2 separate regions of the Homo sapiens genome follow, and region 2 is linked to region 1. A link is a loop called in an ENCODE intact Hi-C map of the cell type or tissue named here. Cell type or tissue: K562. All regions are shown on one strand. Links, peaks and the distances in the headings refer to the core of each region. The heading gives the core; the rest is flanking DNA. Region 1 overlaps LOC107986651 (a long non-coding RNA gene). Region 2 has its middle 22 kb from the start of LINC01625.

Region 1 (10,934 bases), core at 1,882-9,881:
ATTTTAAAATTTCTTAATGGACCATAACATAATGGTGTGTTTTACAATGACAGCTTAGATTCCATGAAATGCAATATTAATATTCCCATTTTACAAATGGAGAATGAAGGCACTGAGAGGTTCAGTAACTTTGCCCAATAATACACCTTGGCATCCTGGCTCAGAAGTATGCTCTTTTCCAGGCATTTGGCCTGGGCTTTCCCCTGTTTATCTCTGAATTGACATTGAGGGTTGCTCCCTGGGCCTCAGAGTTCCCCTGCAGTTCTGACACTGGATTTCATCCATTGGGTGGAGGGCTTCCTGCAGGCAGACACCCCTGGCAGGGTTAACACATCAAGCATTTTTCATTCTATCATTAACACTGCTGGAATTTGCTTATTATATTGCTTTTCCAAATGAAAACCAATTCCAGAACAGTCCTTTGGAGATGAGGCCCAGATCAAGTTTTGATAAGGGAAAAGACTGGAAGGATAGATGGTGTGCTAGAACTGATTTCAACTGGCTTGGAAGAGCTCTTGCTATCTGGTTGTTTGAAATCATTCTGCCAATAAAATTGACCATGGGGGAACTACTTACATCATAGAAATGGTCAAACGTTATGAATCAAGACTTTTTTGTTTGTTTGTCTGTTCTTTTAGCTTAAAAAAAGTTTTTTGGAGGCTATGCCATCCAATGTCTGTCCTTTTTAGAGAGCAGATTCAGAAGCACGTCAGCAGATAGACGCTCAACCATCTGATTTCCACAGAAAACTTCATTGGTCAAAACACAATAGTGGGAGGAAAGCAGGTAGACAGAGTGTGAAAAAATGAGCAGAATCCGAAGTTTTCAAAATAGTCTTAATGTCAAATAATTTCATTATTATTACAGTTAGATCTTGTGCATGTGTGTATCTGTTAATTTAATTCACGTTACCTTTTTTTTTTTTTTTTTTTTTTGAGACGGAGTCTCGCTCTGTCGCCCAGGCTGGAGTGCAGTGGCATGATCTTGGCTCACTGCAAACTCCACCTCCTGGGTTCATGCCATTCTCCTGCCTCAGCCTCCCGAGTAGCTGGGACTACAGGCGCCCACCACCACGCCCAGCTAATTTCTGTGTTTTTAGTAGAAACGGGGTTTCACCATGTTAGACAGGATGGTCTCGATCTCCTGACCTCATGATCCACCCGCCTCGGCCTCCCAAAGTGCTGGGATTACAGGCGTGAGCCACCGCACCCGGCCAATTCATGTTATCTTAATGTCATTATAGGTAGGAGAACATTGACACATATGCTATCCATATGTGTGGTGCTGTAGAGAAATAAAAATTATCCAAGGAGCGGCCAGGCACAGTGGCTCACGCCTGTAATCCCAGCACTTTGGGAGGCTGAGGTGGGCGGATCACAAGGTCAAGAGATCGAGACCATCCTGGCCAACATGGTGAAACCCCGCCTCTACTAAAAATAAAAAAAATTAGCCTGGCATGGTGGCGGGCGCCTGTACTCCCAGCTACTTGGGAGGCTGAGGCAGGAGAATCACTTGAACCCGGGAGGTGGAGGTTGCAGTGAGCCGAGATCACGCCACTGCACTCCAGCCTGGGCAACAGAGTGAGACTCTGTCTCAAAAAAAAAAAAAATTAGCCAAGGAGAGAGCACTGATCACTTTTAATTTTGTGTTCATTGCTAAGAGCAGGAAAGGCTAGGGAACTATTTGCCAACGGCAGTGAGTGGCCAACGGGGCTTCCAGGATCACCCAAGGGTAGCCCAGAAACAATAAATATTGGATCTCAGAGGGCATCCATGATCACCATATAAAAAGTGATCAGTGTATGTTCATTGCTGAGCTGAGCAATTATAGGAGTTCTCAAACAGTCACATCTCTTCCATATGAATTATTTTGGTTTTTTTTTTTTCCTCCTTGGTAATTCTCAGTAAAACCCACGAAACGAAAAGAGCTGTGGGCTTATCACGAGAAGGAGGAAGGAAGTGAGCAGAAAGAAGCACAGGAGGCCTCACTCTCCTCAGCCTAAAGAGAGAAAACTCCAGGGAACAGAATGGATTGTGGCAAGGTTAGAAAGAGACCCAAAGCAACCTGAGATCTCAGGTGTTTGGCAAAGAGGAAAGGAAGAGCCTGTAAATAGGCTGGGGTTTGAGGAGAAGCCGTTGGGGCTAAGAGTGAGGGGAGGGAGCTTGGGTCCTCAAACAGGAGCTCTTTGGTCATCTTGGGGCCACAGAAGTCACAAGACACTGTTGGGTATTGATGGTGGGGAAATGAGACAAGGGCAGGTGACCCCAAAAGCTGACTGGGGGAAGGGTTAGGGATTACGGTTGCCTTACAGACAGCAACGGGCCTGCCCATTTCTCATTTTCAAATTGGGCTATTTTAGAAAGAAATATCTTTGTGATTCTCTTCTGTTTAGAGCTGCCAAGGATTCAGTTCAAGAAAGGTATCTTTATGGATGTTAGGATGGAAATGTTAGCAGCTGGGTTCTTGGCTAACTTAGAAGGAGGGGTTTGGCTTTTTAGGGTATAATGTAAGGCTGGACAACAACTTCTGAAATAGCCTGCCCTGATACCTGCCCCCACTCCCGGAAAAGGGCTGCTCACAATTTATTAACAAATATGGCTCTTATTAATAATTCTTTGAGCTAGCAGAGCAATCCTAGCTGATTGAAAATAATTACCAGCCTCTCCAGTTGATTAAACAGCACATTTGGATTTTCATTTATATCATCATTTTGATTGAATGATGTGTGTGTACGTGGGGCTGTGTATTAACAAGGTGTCTCTTAAAAGTAATAATAAGTACTCAATGAGAAAGAGTTGCATATTGCTCAGTATAAAAGCAAAAACAAGAAGTCTAAGGCAGGTGAGCAAAAGAACAAAACTGGGACCTAAAATAAATTATGAAAGGCAGACTGTGACAGAGATAAAGTCTCATGGGACGCAATGATAAACACATAGAAAAATACTTATGACGTTCCAAGCATAGCATCAGAGGATTGAAAATTCTGGTCAGCATCAACAAACAAGCAGTGTAATTAATCTGGAACAGAAAGAATACCACAGATGTTTAAAATTTTTTTTTTCTACTGACTCAGTCTCCCGCATACTTACAAATTGAAGCATGTCGATTAATAGCTCCTGAGGTTCACGCCCAACGGGCCCAGTTCCAGGACTGTGTTTGCACTCAATGACATCCTTTTGGATTCAAACTATTTCCCCTAATCAGAATATAAGAATAATTAAAGCCTAAACTCTCTTTGTCTCGCAGTGGTCACCCAAGTGTGTTCTGTTAGAGATTCACTCAACAAGAATAACAAACAAAAACTCCCACCAGAAACTGCTGCGTCTCACAGAAGGGATGCAGGCTGCTCCTCTTTGCTCATGTAACTGAGTGTGGCGCAGCCTCATTCATAACACGATAGTGCTAACTTGCTTCCACCTGGTTCATTTGAATTCGGATTTTGCTGCAGGTCTCCCTCTGGTTTAGTTCCACAAACTTTAAATGCTAGAGAAAAGATTATGCAAACGTGGAAGTTCATAACAACCTGAGGCCATTTTATTTCACAACCTTGAGGAGTAGCGCAAATGTTTTCCTGGAGAGGTAAACCAAGTCACCAAGCTGCTCTGCTGGTGTCTTAACATTTCCTATCAAGTCAGAGGCAAAAAAAACATGAGAATCTCGGCCAGAATTGAAAATTCGCAGGTTTGTTAGAGCACTGCCCTCTCTTAAGCTGGCTTTTTGTTTTTTACCTGCAGTGCTGGTTAAACATGAAATTTTTCTGAAAGGGCAGGGAAAGGCAGAGTGGCCCATATGGATTGGAAAGAGCCAGCTCTGCTGAGGAAGACCTCATCTCAGACCTGGCAGCTCTTCCTTTAAAGAGTGTTGGCTCGCCGGGCGCAGTGGCTCATGCCTGTAATCCCAGCACTTTGGGAGACTGAGGCAGGCAGATCACCTGAGGTCAGGAGTTCAAGACCAGCGTGACCAACATGGAGAAATCCCGTCTCTACTAAAAATACAAAATTAGCCGGGCGTGGTGGCTCATGCTTGTCATTCCAGCTACTCAGGAGGCTGAGGCAGGAGAATTGCTTGAACCCAGGAGGCAGAGGTTGCCGTGAGCCGAGATCGCACCATTGCACTCCAGCCTGCGCAACAAGAGTGAAACTCCATCTCAAAAAAAAAAAAAAAAAAATGCTGGCTCACGGAGCTCCAGGTTACCCTTACCATGGATTGTGCAGATTTCTGAGTGTCCCAAGTCAGAAACATGGCCACCCCTGCCAGGCCCTTTTTAACCTGGAGAGTTCACCCCACGCCTTTCGTTGGACCCACCAAATCTCATATGGGGTTGACACAGGCAACAGCCATCTCACAAACACTGAAATTATATATAATGTACCAAACTGTGAGTTCCTGGATAAGGCCTTATACTTCTTTGCTATGAGATTGATCAGGAGCAAAATCCCTAGATCTCTTTCTGTTTGAGCTATTATTTAAAAAAAAATCTTTGTTATCTATCTTTAGCTGCCAAGGATTCAGCTAAAGAAAGGTATCTTTACAGGTCTTCAGGAGATTTTGGCAGTCAGGCTCTTGGCTAACTCAGAAGGAGGGTCTTGGCTATTTTGCTAAATAGGTTGGTAAAATAGAATATGGAGAGAAGACATGAAACTGTACTAAAAAGACAGTGTTCTTATCTCTAAAAATTGGGTATTCACAATTTAAATGTTATTTTAACTTAGAAATGCATTTTGTCCACATTTACATCCAAGATGCAAAGGTATTCTGACATACATACTTACACACACATAGAAAAAAGTATTCAAAGAGAGGCTGAGAAGTCACCTGTCCACTTAGTAACCAGAATAGAAATAGAAATAGAGAGCAGGTACAAAAATAATTTCTCAGAGTCTTTGGCCTACAAAAGATATATTTGGTTGTTCCATGCGAACTAGCCCTTCCCCCATTGCCTGTATATCCCGTCTTAATAATTCCCATCTCTTTTTATTCTTCCCCAAGTCACTAGGCTAAGAGAATGTTTCTAATTATCTCTAACAAACCCACTTAGGTTATGTTTACATAACAATAAGAAAATGTTTCAGGGAGGAATTAACTATTGCACTGGGGCGTAGGCATTAATTTCTTCATGTAAGATCCAGTTCTTCTTTACTGAATGTTTCATCAAAATGTTTATCTCAAACTAGTAGGCTCAGCCTGGTTAAGGGGTGTTTTCCACATAAAAGCCTCCTGATTGGACAAAAACTGGCCTCACCCAGGGTGTCCTAAGATGGTCTTATCTTTTAACACACTTTCTGACTCCTTTTAGACAAAAGAAGGAAACTAAAACAAAATTGGGGCTAACAATATGGTTAGGAAGATAGGACATTAGTATTAAACCAGGGACAGATATCCTTGTGAAAATGAAAGAAATGTAAAGGACAGAATCATTAAATTTCATAATAGAGCTGGAAGGACTTAAAACTAATCTAATCTTCCTTATTCTACAGCTGTGGAAATGGAGAACCACACAGAGCAAAGTGACTGACCACATTTTCTTTTTTCTTTCTCTTTTTTTTTTTTTTTTTTTTGAGACGGAGTCTTGCTCTGTTGCCCAGGCTGGAGTGCAGTTGAGCGATCTCAGCTCATTGCAACTTCTGCCTCCTGGGTTCAAGCAATTCTCCTGCCTTAGCCTCCCAAGTAGCTGGGACTACAGGGGCCGGCCATTACGCCAGGCTAATTTTTGCATTTTTAGTAGAGATGGGGTTTCACCATGTTGGCCAGGCTGGTCTCGAACACCTGACCTCATGACTGATCACATTTTCTAAAAGCACTGGCCTATGGTCCAAGAGCTAATGTAAACATTTCAAGGCAGATTTTTCTAGATATGCTAGAAAAAAAACTCATCCAATATTCTCTTTTATTCGAAAATCCAATCATTCATATTACAGTCTTTTCCCATATTTCTCTCAAATTTCTCATGCTGACTAGTTCAGGCCAGGTCTAATTTTTGGTAAACTGTCTTGGGGGGCAAATATTCCAAGAGAAGGACCTAGAGTCTGCCCCTGGGTAGAGGGAACCATACCTGCAGCTAGAGATAAACCACTACAGCTGCCAACGTAGGCCTTTGTGCTTAGCAGTTTGCCCGTGACTTGTAGCTAAGGCTTCTTTAGCACACAGGAGACAGAATTCTAATCAGGACCATGTTTTCTGGGTTTACTATACCCCGGCTCAGTCTGAGGGACAGAGAGGAGTGGTTTTGTTTTGATCACTTTCATTTGTGGCAGTCTATGCCTGCCTCTTGCTCTTTCAACAAATCCATGAGATTCCTCATTCTCCTCTTTCCTCTTTTTTAAAATCTTAATTTCCTAGTCATTTCAAATTTGCTGTTTTTCGATTTTCTCCTCCACCTGTCCTTCACCTTAATCCTCTAATCCCATTCGAGCAAAGTAGTAAGTTCTTTTCTTTGTTTTCTCCCCGTAGTTTTCTATTTTTTATTTATTTATTTTTATATCTTGGGAAGTTTACCCTTTTTGCCAAATGTGAATTATGCTCATTTGGACATTTAAGAATTCATTTTCTAGTTTTGATGAGGCTAAAATACTACGGTTTTTTCACTTTTTTTTTTTTTTTTCTAAATCACTAAACTTCTTGAAAGAGGTCTACACTTGGTCTATACTTAGTGTCTTTACATTTCATTAATTCCTCAACCCAATACTGTCTGGCTTCCACCAACACCACTCAATTAAAAATACTCTCTGACCAACATCCTCCCAAGTGGGCAGTTCAATGGCCTCACTTTCTCTTGTTATCCTACTTGACATTTATGCAACATTTGACACGGTTGACCAGTCCCTCCTTATTGAAACTCTCTCTTCTTTCTCCGCCTCTTTTATTTCACCAGCTTCTGCCTCTCTAAGCTTTCTTCTTGGGCTTCCTTTGCTGGTTTCTCCCACCCTTTGATGTTGTTTTTCTAGGGGATCAATTTATGGTCAGCTCACACTGCACACTCCTGCCCTATTCTAATTTCTTTAATAGCTCCATAAGCATTGATAAAGTTCTGTGGCTCATAACTTCTCAGCTGAAGTCCAGTTCATATTTCCTAGGGCCTATAGGACATCTCTTATTTTCTCTGAACAGGCTGTATTACTGTTATTATTATTACCATTATCATGATCATCATGATTAAATTCTCCACCAGTTTGCACATGCTGTTTTCTTTGCTTCCTACATCCTTCTTTCACCACACCAGCTTGGAGCACTCCCGCTAATTATTCAAGACCAGCTCTCCTGCTATCTGTTCTTTGTCACTCTTAGGAAGAGTTAGTTGTTATTTCCTTTCTTCTTTTTGAAGCATTTTGATAGACATAATGACTTACATTAATGGAATTCTTAGGTGCCAATTGCTGATCTAAATTTTTCACACACATTATCTCATTCATTCTGCCTGGTAGCCTCTGATAAAGTTACTCTACCAATTTTGGATGAGGAACCTAAGACTCCATGTAGTAACTTGACCAGGGTCCCATAATAAAGTTTCAATTCCAGGGAGTCTGAATAACCTCCCCAAATAATAGTAGCTAACTTTTACTGACTGATTACTTTGTGCGTGGATTTTCTGTGTTGTCTCATTTAGTCCCCAGAACAGTTAGGAAGGAGTATAATCATGATACCTATTTTATAAATGAGGAAATTGAGGCGTATCTTGCTCAAAACTGCATAGCCTATGAAGTAGCCAAGTGAGAATGTACTTTGTATTATTTATCTCTATGACAAAACTTCCCAAATTGTTCTATGAGTAACCACTTAGGTGCTTCCATCTTGCACACTTCCTTCAGCTCCTTGAAGGCCCAGATGATGTCATTTTCAACTTTAAAACCTTTTATCTAGTCACAAAATGCAAGTTGGATCAATGTGGAGAGAAAGAGAGACCGATAGACAGATTGGCTATTGTTGTCTTTGGGTTGTTTTTCTAGGGCAACTGATATGCACCCACTTTATTATATGTTTTCCATTGCAAATCATTTGTTTTGTGTAGCATTATGAAGTCTAATGTGAAAATGCTGTCTCTGCAAACTTTCTTTTTGAGTAAAAATAGTTTCAGTTCCCAAAGGTAAAATAACTGCTGCCCTGACAATCTGTATCTGCTTCTCTCTCCCTTTAGCAGTTTTTTAGCTGTTGTGTTCAGATGGAAAGTTTACTTGAAAAGACCCTTATCTATTCAGAGATAAATACCACATTTCACAGAATATAAGCTGACAACAAATTCAAGTCATGTCATAGTCTGAAAGAGGACTTTTTTTGTTGAGTGAGACTGTACCCATCTCAGGTACTTGACAGCTCTATTAGTGTTTGTGAAATTACAAAAGTAATACATTATATTGTAGAAAATATCCAAAATACAAAATTGTATATAGTAAAATTTTAAAATCTCCTTTGCTATATATCCTCAATTATTTTCCTTCATTCATTTTGCTTACTATACTTTTTCTAGGCATTATAAACACAAATGTGCATATATGCGTACATGTTGAGTTTTTTAATTTCATAAACTGAGATCACAGTATACACTTTCTTTAGCACATTTTTCTTATAACAATATATCTTCACGTGTCTGTATGAATCAATCTACTTCAATCTTTTTAATGGCTACATAGTGTTCTACGTTAAGGAATGCATACCCTGTAAACCAATTCCATTTAGAAGAATACATGGATTGGTTTCCACAATGCTAACTACATACATATCTTTGTGCACACATGCAAGATTTCTGAGGCTGAGTTCCTCAAAGTAGAGCTGCTGGGTCACTTGGATAGACTCTTCTTGTGGTAGCTGGCCTCCAATAGCTGCCCCCACCACACCACACCTTCCAGATTCACATTCTAATGTGGAAGCTGCCCACATGAGTCTGGGCTACCCATCTTTACAATTTTAGCAAACATAGTAAAATCTATCTACCGTATTTTAATCAACATGGAGAATTTATCTGAATCTATAACTTCCTCTTTCTCCTGAACATGACCAAACCGGTAGCACGCTTTTACTTTTCCCTCTCCTCTCCCATTTTCTGTATTTAATGAAATCCTCTTGCACCATGTCATTTCTTTTTAAATTGCTCTTTTGTAGTTTTAATTTTTTCCACTGGAATAGACATCCTGGTGGTAAGGATTATAAATCATTGCATGTGTAACAATATCTTTATATTTTCTGCATTCTAGATTGATGTTTTCTCTGGTTATGGGATTCTGGGTTCAAGAGAGTTTTCTCTTCTCTTTTTAAAGCAATTTCTTTGTTATGTAGTACTTGTTGATATAAAATGTGATGACAAACTGATTTTTGTTCTTTTAGGTTACCCATGTTTTTTTCTCCTTGGAAAATTTTTAGATTTTTTTTCTCTTTGTCCTTGTAACTCAATAATCTCACTAAGATTCCTTTCTGTTTTTGTTTGCTTTTTAACATTTTCTGACTCAGCAGTTTGTCAGCCATTATCAGGAAGGACATTCAGATTCTGGAATCCTAAAGCTCTCATAGCAAGGAGGCTGAATTTTCTTTTGTGATTATTTCCTGCCTGATACTCCCCCCAACCTTTTTTTTTTTTAATTTTTTTTTTTTAATTTTAAAGAACTGTCAAGCTGTGAGAAAAACCAAAACAATATTATAGAGAAGGAGAAAAATCGGATGTGCATGATTTTAAAAAAATCTTCAACAGTTACATTATTTGTTAATAGCTTTTGACGACCAATCATTCTACTTTTTCCTACTGAATAGGCTTGAATATCTGAAAATAAGATATGTTATCATTCTTCTTGGTCATGAAGGCTACATAGTTACAGCCAGGCACGAGAAATTTAAATTACAGAATTGATGTATTCCCAGGGGTGAGGAAAATCTGCTTTCTGTGTCCCAAAGCCTATATTCTTACTCATTTTCTTGATAAAATTGGAGATGGGCTTGTCTGGAATAGTAATTTGGCCCCATTCATTATGAAATCATTTTCAACAGTTTAACAAGTGCATTTAGATTACATATTTAGATTGCATGAATTTCTAAAAAATATTAATAATATATAAAACTAATGTAAGCTGTCAAAATAAGTCCCTAGCCTAAATAAATAGCTTAAATGTATTAAAGGAAAAACGGTGGATCTAACTGAATATCCATGGGCTAATCTTCAATGAATGTCTCTCTGTGCCAGGTACCTCTGCTATTTTGTATAAGCATTGCTTCTTTTAATCTTCTCAGCAGTCCAGTGAGGCAAGCAATGTTATTACTCTATTTTACATAGGAGGAAACTAAAGTTGAGAGAACTTGCCTAGGATCGTGCAATTAACAAACAACTTGCTGTGATTGAATCCATTCTGCCTAATTCCTCAGGAGTGTTCTCTTATGGTGCACTGTGATTTGAGAAGTGTTCAGGGGCCAAGTGTGGTGGCTCACGCCTGTAATCCCAGCACTTTGGAGGCTGAGGTGGGAGGATCACTTGAGGTCAGGAATTTGAGACCAGCCTGGCCAACATAGTGAAATCCCATCTCAACCAAAACTACAAAAATTAGCCAGGTGTGGTGGCAGTGCCTGTAGTCCCAGCTGCTTGGGAGGCTGAGGTAGGAGACTCGCTTGAACCCAGGAGGTGGAGTTTGCAGTGAGCCGAGATGGTGCCACTGCATTCCATCCTGGGTGACAGAGCGAGACTCTGTCTCAAAAAAAAAAAAAAAAGAAAGAGAGTGTTCAGGAGCTCAAGTCTCTGCATCTCACAATCAGAGAAGACATCCTGGAGGTGGAGGCTCCTGAAGGGATCAGCAGGTGAAAAAGAGAAAGGTATTTTAGGAAAGGGCAATTTTTATAATGATACCCAAGAGTGAAGGGTGCGGCCCATTGGGGAGGATTGTAGGTTGTTGTGTATGGTTTTAAGCATCCCTGTATAAGCCATCAACTTTTCTGAGGCCTGTGTTTGGTACTTTGAATTTTAT
Region 2 (10,934 bases), core at 1,888-9,887, 51 kb after region 1:
TGTGGAGGGGGGGAGAGAGCAAGGTTGTGTTTTTATTTTTTAAGGAAAAATTTATTGTTTTAGTTTGTTAAAAATGTTAGTGTGAAAAATTAGCAAAGTAGTAATTACTTGTTGAAAAAATTATCAAAAATATAAAAGTGTAAAAAATGGCAAAGAATGAAACTGTTCTAATAGGTCCTTAATCCCACTCTCCAGAGGTAACTGCTATTAATAGTTTATATACGTCCAGATATTTTGCTATGTAGAAAATAGATAGATATGTCTACACAAATCTATCTATAACTGTGGCTGTATCTGTTATATCTATTATATATGTATATATTTTAGCAAATGTAACATCTATGTATAATCAATTCTCATTATTTACAGTAATTATGTTTTATAAAATTGCCATGAACACTGAATTAGTTAATACTAAAACATTGCTCCTAGGGGAAATACAGAGTTAGGTTCCTGTGAGCCTATGGTTACATTTTTTTCCCACTGTATTAGTCCGTTTTCATACTGCTATAAGGAACTACCTGAGATTGGCCGGGCATGGTGGCTCACACCTATAAGCCCAGCACTTTGGGAGGCCAAGGCGGGCGGATCTGGAGGTCAGGAGATCCAGACCATCCTGGCTAACAACGGTGAAACCCGGTCTCTACTAAAAATACAAAAAATTAGCTGGGCGTGGCAGCATGTGCCTGTAGTCCCAGTTGCTGGGGAGGCTGAGGCAGGAGAATGGCGTGAACCCAGGAGGTGGAGCTCACAGTTAGCCAAGATAGTGCCACTGCACTCCAGCCTGGGCGACAGAGCAAGATTCCATCTAAAAAAAAAAAAAAAAAAAAGGCCGGGCGTGGTGGCTCACGCCTGTAATCCCAGCACTTCAGGAGGCCAAGGTGGGTGGATCACGAGGTCAGGAGATCGAGACCATCCTGGCTAACACGGTGAAACCCCGTCTCCACTAAAAATACAAAACATTAGCCGGGGCGTGGTGGCGGGTGCCTGTAGTCCCAGCTACTTGGGAGGCTGAGGCAGGAGAATGGCGTGAACCCAGGAGGCGGAGCTTGCTGTGAGCCGAGATTGCGCCACTGCACTCCAGCCTAGGCGACAGAGGGAGACTCCATCTCAAAAAAGAACTACCCGAGACTGGATAATTTATAAAGAAAAGAGGTTTAATTGACACACAGTTCAGCATGGCTGGGGAGGCCTCAGGAAACTTACAATAATGGTGGAAGGTGAAGGGGAAGCAAGGAATCTTCTTCATAAGGCGGCAGAAAAGAGAAGTGAACACAGGAGGAACTACCGAGCGCTTATAAAACCATCAGATAGGCTGGGTGCAGTGGCTTACGCCTGTAATCCCAACACTTTGGGAGGCTGAGGCAAGTGGATCACCTGAGGTCAGGAGTTCGAAACCAGCCTGGCCAACACAGTGAAACCCTGTCTCTACTAAAAATACAAAAATCAGCCAGGTAGGCTGGGCACAGTAGCTCACACCTGTAATCCCAACAGTTTGGGAGGCCAAGGCGGGTGGATCACCTGAGGTCGGGAGTTTAAGACCAGCCTGACCAACGTGGAGAAAACCCATCTCTACTAAAAATACAAAATTAGCCAGGCACAGTGGTGCATGCCTGTAATCCCATCTTCTTGGGAGGCTGAAGCAGGAGAATCCCTTGAACCCGGGAGGTGGGGGTTGCAGTGAGCCAAGATCGCACCATAGCACTCCAGCCTGGGCAACAAGAGCAAAACTCCGTCTCAAAAAACAAAAAAATCAGCCAGGTGTGGTGGCATGCACCTGTAATCCCAGCTACTTGGGAGGCTGAGGCAGGAGAATTGCTTGAACCCGGGAGGCGGAGGTTGCAGTGAGCTAAGATTGTGCCACTGCCCTCCAGCCTGGGCAACAGAGTGAGACTCCATCTCAAAAACAAAAACAAAAAACCATCAGACCTCATGAGAACTCACTCACTATCACGGGAACAGCATGGGGGATTATGGGGACTACAATTCAAGATGAGATTTTGGGTGAGGACACAACCAAACCATATCACCAACTTGTCAATACATAATCTTGTTCTATGTGTATTTCTGTTTAAAGACAGCTTATTCAGTGTATATCATTAATTCATCAACACTGAACATTAATTCATTAACATTGAACTCATAGCCAACAGTACTATAACTCATGTCTGAAAAAAGCTTATCAAACACACGTATTTTCTCCAATGGCACAAATGGTCCTTTTCCCTGTAAGGCACATCACAGACTTTGTGCCCTTAAAAACACTAGAGTGGCCAGGCGCTGTGGCTCACGCCTGTAATCCCAGCACTTTAGGAGGCAGAGGCAGGCGGATCACGAGGTCAAGAGATGGAGACCATCCTGGCCAACATGGTGAAACCCTGTCTCTACTAAAAATACAAAAATTAGTTGGGCGTGGTGGTGTGCACCTGTAGTCCCAGTTACTTGGGAGGCTGAGGCAGGACAATCACATGAACCCGGGAGGCAGAGGTTGCAGTGAGCTGAGATTGCACCACTGCACTTCAGTCTGGGAGACAGTGCGAGACTCCATCTCAAAAAAAAAAAACAAAAATCACTAGATAGCACTTCAGCAGTATGTTTGGGGACATTATAAACAGCAAAAGAAAATACAAAAACATGGCACTAAATAGATTGCAAAAAGGACACTTGTTTACAGTATGAGAGCTGAAACAAGAAGGCAGAGTGTCATTTTCTTCTTCAGCCTCAGCTAGGAATGCACATTGTTGTATATAACAGAGAAAGTGTCATGAGTGTTGCTTTTGGGATTACAAATTGGCTTAGTGAGTAGGTGAATTAACAAACAGAATCAATGAATAATGAGGATCAACTCTTTATCTTTCTATAATGTGTTTTCTTTTCCTTCCTCAACAATAATGTAGGCACATCTTTCCATATCATTGCCTATGGTCTTTAATTTATTCATCCCATGTTTGTTGAGCACCTACCAGGAACTGTGCTTATTGCTGGGACACTGCACTGAGAAAAACAGAACAGAATCGTGCTCATGGAGCATACATTCATTATGAATAGAAAGTTTATTGTTATAATAGATAGGGGTAAGCACCCCGAAGAAAAATGAAACAGTATTAAGTGTAGAGAATGACAAAGAGAGCGATTAGCTAGAATGGTTATGGAAGGCTTTTCTGATGAGTTGACATTTGCACAAGATTTGAATGACCTGAAAGAATCAGCCAAGCAGACCAAGAAGCTAATGAAGATTATGTTTCAAGGCCCCCTCACTAGCAGTGGCCTTATGACTTTTTAAGATTGCAAAGTAAGATATTTGAACTGCAACTGGTTAAGACCAATTGCAATCTGGGCTTTCCCCTTTCCTTTTCAATTTCCCTTCTGGCATGCTCCTCCTTGTATTGGGTGGTATTGGCCACGGGCATTTTCGGAATTGACAAACGCAGTGGTATGCCGGTAAATGTTTAACGACTGGCTCTCAGGAAATAAAAACCTTAGACTGCAGCATTGGTCATTTTTTGTGGTGTAGGCATTCCCACCATGGCCAGTTTCAATCTACCAGCATGAGGTTACATAATGTGAAGGTGGGAAGAGATGTGCAGTAGCGCAACATGATGTAGCATTTCCACCATACGGATACTTTTTTTTTTTTTTTGAAACGGAGGCTCGCTCTGTCGCTCAGGCTGGAGTGCAGTGGCGCGATCTCCGCTCACTGCAAGCTCCGCCACCCGGGTTCACGCCATTCTCCTGCCTCAGCCTCCGGAGTAGCTGGAACTACAGGTGCCCGTCACCATGCCCAGCTAATTTTTTGTATTTTTAGTAGAGACAGGGTTTCACCATGTTAGCCAGGATGGTCTCGATCTCCTGACCTCGTAATCCGTCCGCCTTGGCCTCCTAAAGTACTGGGATTACAGGCTTGAGCCACCACGCCCGGCCTCCACCATACAGATACTTATGCTCCATTGACCCTTGAATTTTCTCTAAATTGGTAACTAGATTTGGAAGCTTGATGAGACTAAGGCTTGATTTTTTTTTTTTTTTTTTTTTGTATTACACACATCCATCAGGAGATCTGTAATGTAACAGTCTTATCTTAAATAATTTAATTATTTACCACCCTGGAGTCAAAGGACAGATGTAAGTGATTTATTGACAATCCTTTTGGAAAAATGGCTATAAAAACAGGTACACCTGGTTTGCATTTGTGAGGATAACCCTGGAAAAAAATGTTTATACCATGACCATAATCTTTTCAATAAGTAACATTACTGACTACAGTACTGAATTCTGACTCCGGAATCTTGGCAGTACAGATAAGTTAAATGATGTCATTTCTAATTGGCTAATTGGGGTCCTAGTGGAATAATTTGGAGTCTTTTACACTGATCAATGTTGAGGTTAAGGGATTGAAGCCATTTCTTAAAGATTTTTTTTTTAAGGTTAAAAAAAAGCACTGCATTTCCCAATGCTATATGGTAGGAAAAACTTTTAAGGCTACAAGATTTTTGATGAGTGTTTTCATCCTTTGAGCGTCTACGGGATTGCCTCTGTGGCTTGGACTTTATTGTCTTCATAAGTATAATCTTTGGCTGTAGCCATTTTAGTTCCTGGGAGTCTCCATCTCCCCTTTATCCTGTACACGCCTGAGTTATTATTGCCCACTTCATCTGTGGCTGTGGTCTGACTGATAAATTAGACAATCCTTTCTCCTTTGCCTTCCAGGATTAGGACCACTCTCAGCCCCCACTCCTCGTTCTGGACAAATACATGCAAACCAGCACATTCTCATTTAGTTATCACAGATTCCTCTAATTTCCGATATAAAAGTCCATAGGTCTAATGTGAAGCACTCTTATGTTTTATTTTTATTTATTTATTTTTTTGAGACAGTGTCTTGCTTTTTTGTCCAGGCTGGAGTGCAGTGGCACAATCTAGGCTCCCTGCAAACTCCACCTCCAGGGTTCAAGCGATTCTCCTGCCTCAGCCTCCCAAGTAGGGGATTACAGGTGTGTGCCACCGTGCCTGGCTAATTTTTGTATTTTTAGTAAAGATGTGGTTTCACCATGTTGGCCAGGCTAGTCTCAAATTCCTGACCTCAGGTGATCTGCCTGCTTTGGCCTCCCAAAGTGCTGGGATTACAGGCCCGAGCCACCGTGCCTTGCCAGGCCTCCTATTTATATGAGGCAATGAAGATCAGGAACAGCATCTAGCTTCAAGGAATGGATCTGGAAGGAATGAGGAGAGACCTGAGTGGGGAACAGATTTGGGATCTTGCTGTTTGGAAATACTGGAGAGAGGCAGAGAGAGCAGTGGTGCTGAGAGCCTGCAGCCAGGGCTCCCAGTGGCTCTGAGGCCAACAGGCCACCCTTAATAACCAGAACTGACATCCACAGGCATCAGGCATGGGTGGGAGCCTGCGTTCTGAACCTGTTGGCTCCATGTTACCCAATTTTGAGTCAATAATCAAAGTCCCTGAGTTTACCAGCTGTTTAGCTCTGTCATACTTGGAAGTTGAAAGTAATTTGCAACATGTGCACTAAAGCTCTGCAGCATACTCACAATGGCTAGACCCATGGGCATCTCCCAGATGGTCCTTTACTGACAAGTAAGCCCAGAACTGGGAGTAGAGATGTGAGCTGGACATGACTGGTACTCTGCCCAGAGCTCTTCAGAACCCATTTGATGGTCTGTATGCTCCTCAACTGGCTTCTGGGTTTCTTTGCTTTGACAAGCCTGCACCTGACACTTTTCAGAGGTCAGCCCTGGAATTATCCCAGCCATTTTGGCCAGAAAGGCAAAGACCTGGAAGTGCCTGAGAACGTAGATCTCTCACAGGAAGCCCTGAGCCTGTGACAGTCTTATCTAGGAGCAGAAAAGCCCAGCTTTCTTGCCTCCATTTGAAACAAACACAGGCAAAATATATACTCCAGAAGTTCTGAAGGATCCAGTCGAAGCTATCCCTTGAGACTTTGCCTGAAATTGCAATCCTTGTCTGGCTATATTTTTCTTCTTCTCCTTCTTTCCTGTTCTCATTTCTTCCATTCCCTTCCTCGCTTCTCTTGGGAGAATTTCTTCATAAGCCACTTGCACATGAACTCTTATCTCAGGGTACCATTCTGGGAAACCAGAGTAAGATAAGGGGCCACAGTGAATATTCAAATAGCAGTTTTAGGGCAGGATTCCCTGGCCCCACCCTTCATGGTCTAGGCTTCAGAACTTGCCTCTGACCTTGATCTCCCATAGTCTCCATGGTCTTCCTACCTCTCTTGGCTGGGACCACAGATCCCTCAGAATTAGGGCCCTGCTGGTATGATAGAGCGCAAATATCCTTTCTTATTCTTGCCAAACCTCTTTTCTTTCCTTTCTTCTTTCTTTTTTTTTTCTTTTTTTTTTATTTGAGACAGGGTCTTGCTTTGTCACCCAGGCTGCAGTGCAGTGGCACGATTTTGGCTTACTGCAATCTCCGCCCCCTGGTCTCAAGTGATTCTCCCACCTCAGCCTCCCGAGTAGCTGGGACCACGGACGTGCACCACTATGCCCGGCCAATTTTTTATTTTTATTTTTTGTATTTTTAGTATAGACGGAGTCTCACCATTTGCCCAGGCTGGTCTTGAGCTCCTGAGCTCAAGCAATCTGCCCGCTTCAGCCTCCCAAAGTGCTGGGATTACAGTTGTGAGCCACGGCACCCAGCCTCAAACCTTGTTTCTGAAATTGAAATCTTCCCTTCCATTCCCCAGCTTCTTAAAAAAAAATTCTTCTATGGATGGACAGAGTTCCAGGAAACACTTCTTCTGCTCCCTGGCTGGTTCCCACACATTTGATCATTGCCTGGAGTCACTGTGGCTGAGATCTGCCTATTGGTTTACTCCTACAACTGCTGATGATTTCCAGAATTATGCTAGAGTTGATTAAATCCTGGACTTACTGCTCATTGGTCATTGCTGGGCCAGCCTCAGAGGATGGATCTTTCTGCCCCACTTGGCATCCTCTACCTCCCAGCTAGCTCTGTAGTTGAAGTCCCAACATGGTTCCTGATTAGTAAACTTGTGAGAACAGTGGCTGTATCTACGTTATTAAATTGTTCTCATCTATTGCAGAGCCAAGTTTAGTGAATATGTGTTGAATGAATCAATAAATCCATGAGTATTCACCTAAGTTATTATATATGATTCTGTTAACAGCACAATCCTTTTTCTTGGCATATCCTAAATTTTGCTGCTGATATTTAAAATTTAAGATGTGCCTAACAGGGTGGATGAAGTGGCTTTGGCAGAGAGTACTGAAAACTGATGCACACGTACATGTATACCCACTATCCTCCAGGCAGCGAAGTGCAGGATGATAGTTTCTAGGCCAAACAAATTAGATCATATCCCAGCTCCATCACTTACTAACAACAAGCCCTAATAGCTAAATTGTGTCACTAATTCATTGTTTAATCCTCACTACAATCCTGTGAAGTAGCAAATATTATTGTCACCCCATTTTAGAGATAAGGAAATTGAGACTAATTGGCCCAGTAGCCACTGGCAGAACTGAGATTTGAAACCAGGAGACCTGACACCAGAGGATACATGCTGAATCTCTGCAACGCCTGCTGTGTGAGGATGTGACTGTGAGAATTAAATGAGAGAATGGAAGTGCCCCATGGTAGGGGCTCAAGCAAAGTAGGAGGCACTTGCCGAAGCTGACTTTTGTCTGACTTTTTCTCCAAAGCTGACTTCATTTTATTTTTTCAACTAATCTTTGATTTCAGAAAAATTCAAACTTCTAATTATTTTCCAAGGAGATTAATGTAAGGCATAGCCCTGTACCCTTCACCAGTTACTTTCCCAATTATCAACTTGTACATTCTTGCTCCATCTATACCCCATTATTTTGCAGTAAATCCACGGCATCATATTATTTCATCCATAAATATTTCAAAGGATATCTCTAAAAGATAAGAGCTCTTTTTAAGAACACAAATACCATTATCTGTCTAAAAATGACTAAAAATAATTCCTTAACATCATGAATATCCCAGCCATGTTTACATTTTCCACTCGTTTCTCTCATACTTTTTTCCTCCATAAGTTTATTTACATGAATGAAGATTATAAATAAGGTCTATAAATCACAACGTCTTCTAAGTTTCTTTTAAGATAATAGTTGTCCTTCTCCACATTTTTCCTCTAGTAATTTAACTGGGCAAGAACTAGGTTGTTTGGCCTGTAGGTCTCCCAGGAACCTCTTCCCAAATGTGAATGACTGCATCCCCATGGTGATGTTTACCATATTGCTCTGTCCGCTCCCCACCCCCGCCGCCTCCCACTCCCCATCCCCCACCTCCCACCTCCCTGTTTCCTCTATATTGACAGTCAAATGTAGAAACTTGGTAAGATCAGAGTTTTGTTGTTGTTGTTTGTTTGATTTGGCAAGACTACGTCATGGGTGGTACTGTCTACTTCCATCAGGTGGTAAGTATATTTTGGTGTTTCTCTCTTTAGCATGCTGGTTGGCAGTTATGTCTAGATCCATTAATCCATTAGGAGTTACAAATGGTGCTACTCAACTTCTACTCCATTTATTGTACAGAAAATGTCTATATAAAGAAAATTCCTTAGTGAACTGTTTGGTTACCCTGCGTTACAGTTCTTTTAGGGAAGGGAGAATAAATGCTTGATGCCTTCCTTTTACCAGTTTTAAAATAATGTATTGGTTCCCTATCAACTTATGGATTCAATCTGATCTTTTTCCATCACTTTCATTTTAAATGAAACAATTCAAATCTGTAGAAAAGTTGACAGAGTATGCCCCTTACTTTAATGCTTCAGTTGTTAACAGTTTGCCACATCTGCTATATCTATCTATCTATGTGCACCACCTGAAAGTAAGTTGCAGACATTATGGCAGTTTATTCCTAAATACTTTGGCATATATTTCCTAAGGAAAAGCACATGTCTACCTGACCACAATTCTATTAGCATAGGAATGAAATTTAACATAAATAAACTAATAGTATTTAATAATTAATCCATATTCAAATTGCATCTTGTTCCAATATAATGTCTTTTTAAATTGTGATTTTTTTAACTCAGCGAAGGCTTATGCATACTATTTAGTCATGTCTCTTTTTAAAATTCTTGTGATTATCTCATCTTGCTGGGATAGCGACTGAAATTTGCCTGACCCGGAGCCCCTTATCCTGCTTCCTGGGGGATGGTGCATGTATATTACAGAAGTGATGCAGTTTACTTCTTATTATGGCATATCTTGTCACTTACTCCAATATTGGTGATGCAAAGCTTGACTTTTTGGTTAAGTTGAAGTCTGCCAGATGTTACAACAGTAAGGGGGACTCTTCCCTTTTATAATTAATAAGCAATATACGGGGTAGTATTTTGAGATTGTTTGGGCCTATCACCCCCCAAAAGGTTTTAGCATCCACTTCTGATCTTGCCTGCATCAATTATTACATTGGTGGTTGCAAAATGAGATTTTCTAATATTAACATATTGTCTATAGTTGATATTCTTCTGTGAATAAGAACTTTAATCCTCCATTTTTTGAATAACTGTGAACTCATGTATTCTTTTGGATTCAATGTATTATAATTTATTATCATTGTTATTCTTTTTCATATTATTCTAATTTGGCCAATAGAGCTCCTTCGAGATGGTTCCTGTAGTTCTTTTAGTATACTCTCATTGGTCTTTGAGCACTTTCTTGCTTTCTGGCACAGCTAGATATTCTGACTCACCTTGTCCCTTAACCCTTGAGTCAGCAGCTTCCCAAGGACACCTGGCTACTTTTTGTAAACAATGGTATTTAGTAACCATGATCTGAATACTAAGTGTGCTATGGCCACTGAGGTGTCATTACTTTAGGCCTTTTCAGTGAGGAAAGCTAGGAGATCTCTTTTTTCCTTTTTGTTAAATCAGGAGTTCATACTCAGCAATTACAGGGTTCCTTGTCTTCCCCTATTCCCTAGTTATAGCTTCCTCCTCTTACAGTGAGAACCTTGGTTCTCAACAATGTGAATACATTTGCTTATTTGCTGTATTCCGTAATCTACACAAAATTGTTTTAGAGTGATTACATCAGTACTTCTCCCAACAACAAAACCATAGTAAAGTTAAAAAATTGCAGCCAGGTGCAGTGGCTCACACCTGTAATCCCAGCACTTTGGGAGGCTGAGGTGGGCGGATCACGAGGTCAGGAGATCAAGACCATCCTGGCTAACACAATGAAAACCCGTCTCTACTAAAAAATACAAAAAATTAGCCGGGCATAGTGGCAGGTGCCTGTAGTCCCAGCTACTCCAGAGGCTGAGGCAGGAGAATGGCGTGAACCCAGAAGGTGAAGCTTGCAGTGAGCTGAGATCGTGCCACTGCACTCTAGCCTGGGTGACAGTGCGAGACTCTGTCTCAAAAAAAAAAAAAAAATTTCTTCCTAATTTTTGTGTTTTGATTTTTAGATTATCTCTCACTAAGATAGGTTTTTTCAGCCTCAGCACTCTGACATTTTGGGTTGGATCATTCTTTGTTGTAGGGGCTGCCCTGTGCATTGCAGAATGTTTAGCAGCCTCCCTGCCTCTAGTACTGGGGGTGGCCAGTACTCCCACCCCCAAGTTATGGCAATTAAGAATGTCTCAAACATAATCAAATGTCCTCTGTCCTCTGTTGAGAATCACTCCACTAAGAGGGTACATACAGCCTGACTATTGTTTTCAAAAGCTACTTGAATTATTTTTATCATGCTGTTCAATTTTATATATTTGGTCATTTATTTCTGTTTATATTCAATCTTAGAATTTCCTTTTACAGCTTTAAATTAAATTTTATTTTTCTGAATAAATAAAACATCTGCCTGGTTCCAATGTAAAAAAAATATTAAAAAAAGATAGACTCAGTAAAGTCTTATTCTCATCCCTATCGCTGCCACCCTTTTCCAAACCCACCATCTAC

The links. Peaks named below come from ENCODE experiments on the same cell type or tissue, not always from the same donor. Only the 100,000 strongest peaks of a DNase experiment are listed, where the experiment ranks them.
Region 2: a loop joins it to region 1, with 2.4 times the contacts of the local background. A loop is called at or near these places in 2 of 110 quality-filtered maps.

What each region holds. Positions count from the first base shown.
Region 1 is chr6:139,440,394-139,451,327 of GRCh38, forward strand. All of the region lies in intron 4 of LOC107986651 (a long non-coding RNA gene), which reads left to right. Among named protein-coding and RNA genes, the nearest start is that of LINC01625, 29 kb to the right of the region's middle. RefSeq lists cis regulatory regions at 5,018-5,470, 8,757-8,885. In K562, for the core only: no CTCF peak of the experiment used is centred there; DNase peaks (open chromatin) are centred at 5,248, 8,798 and 9,468.
Region 2 is chr6:139,491,397-139,502,330 of GRCh38, forward strand. No RefSeq gene overlaps it. Among named protein-coding and RNA genes, the nearest start is that of LINC01625, 22 kb to the left of the region's middle. In K562, for the core only: no CTCF peak of the experiment used is centred there; DNase peaks (open chromatin) are centred at 5,835 and 6,155; H3K4me3 peaks cover 441 bases.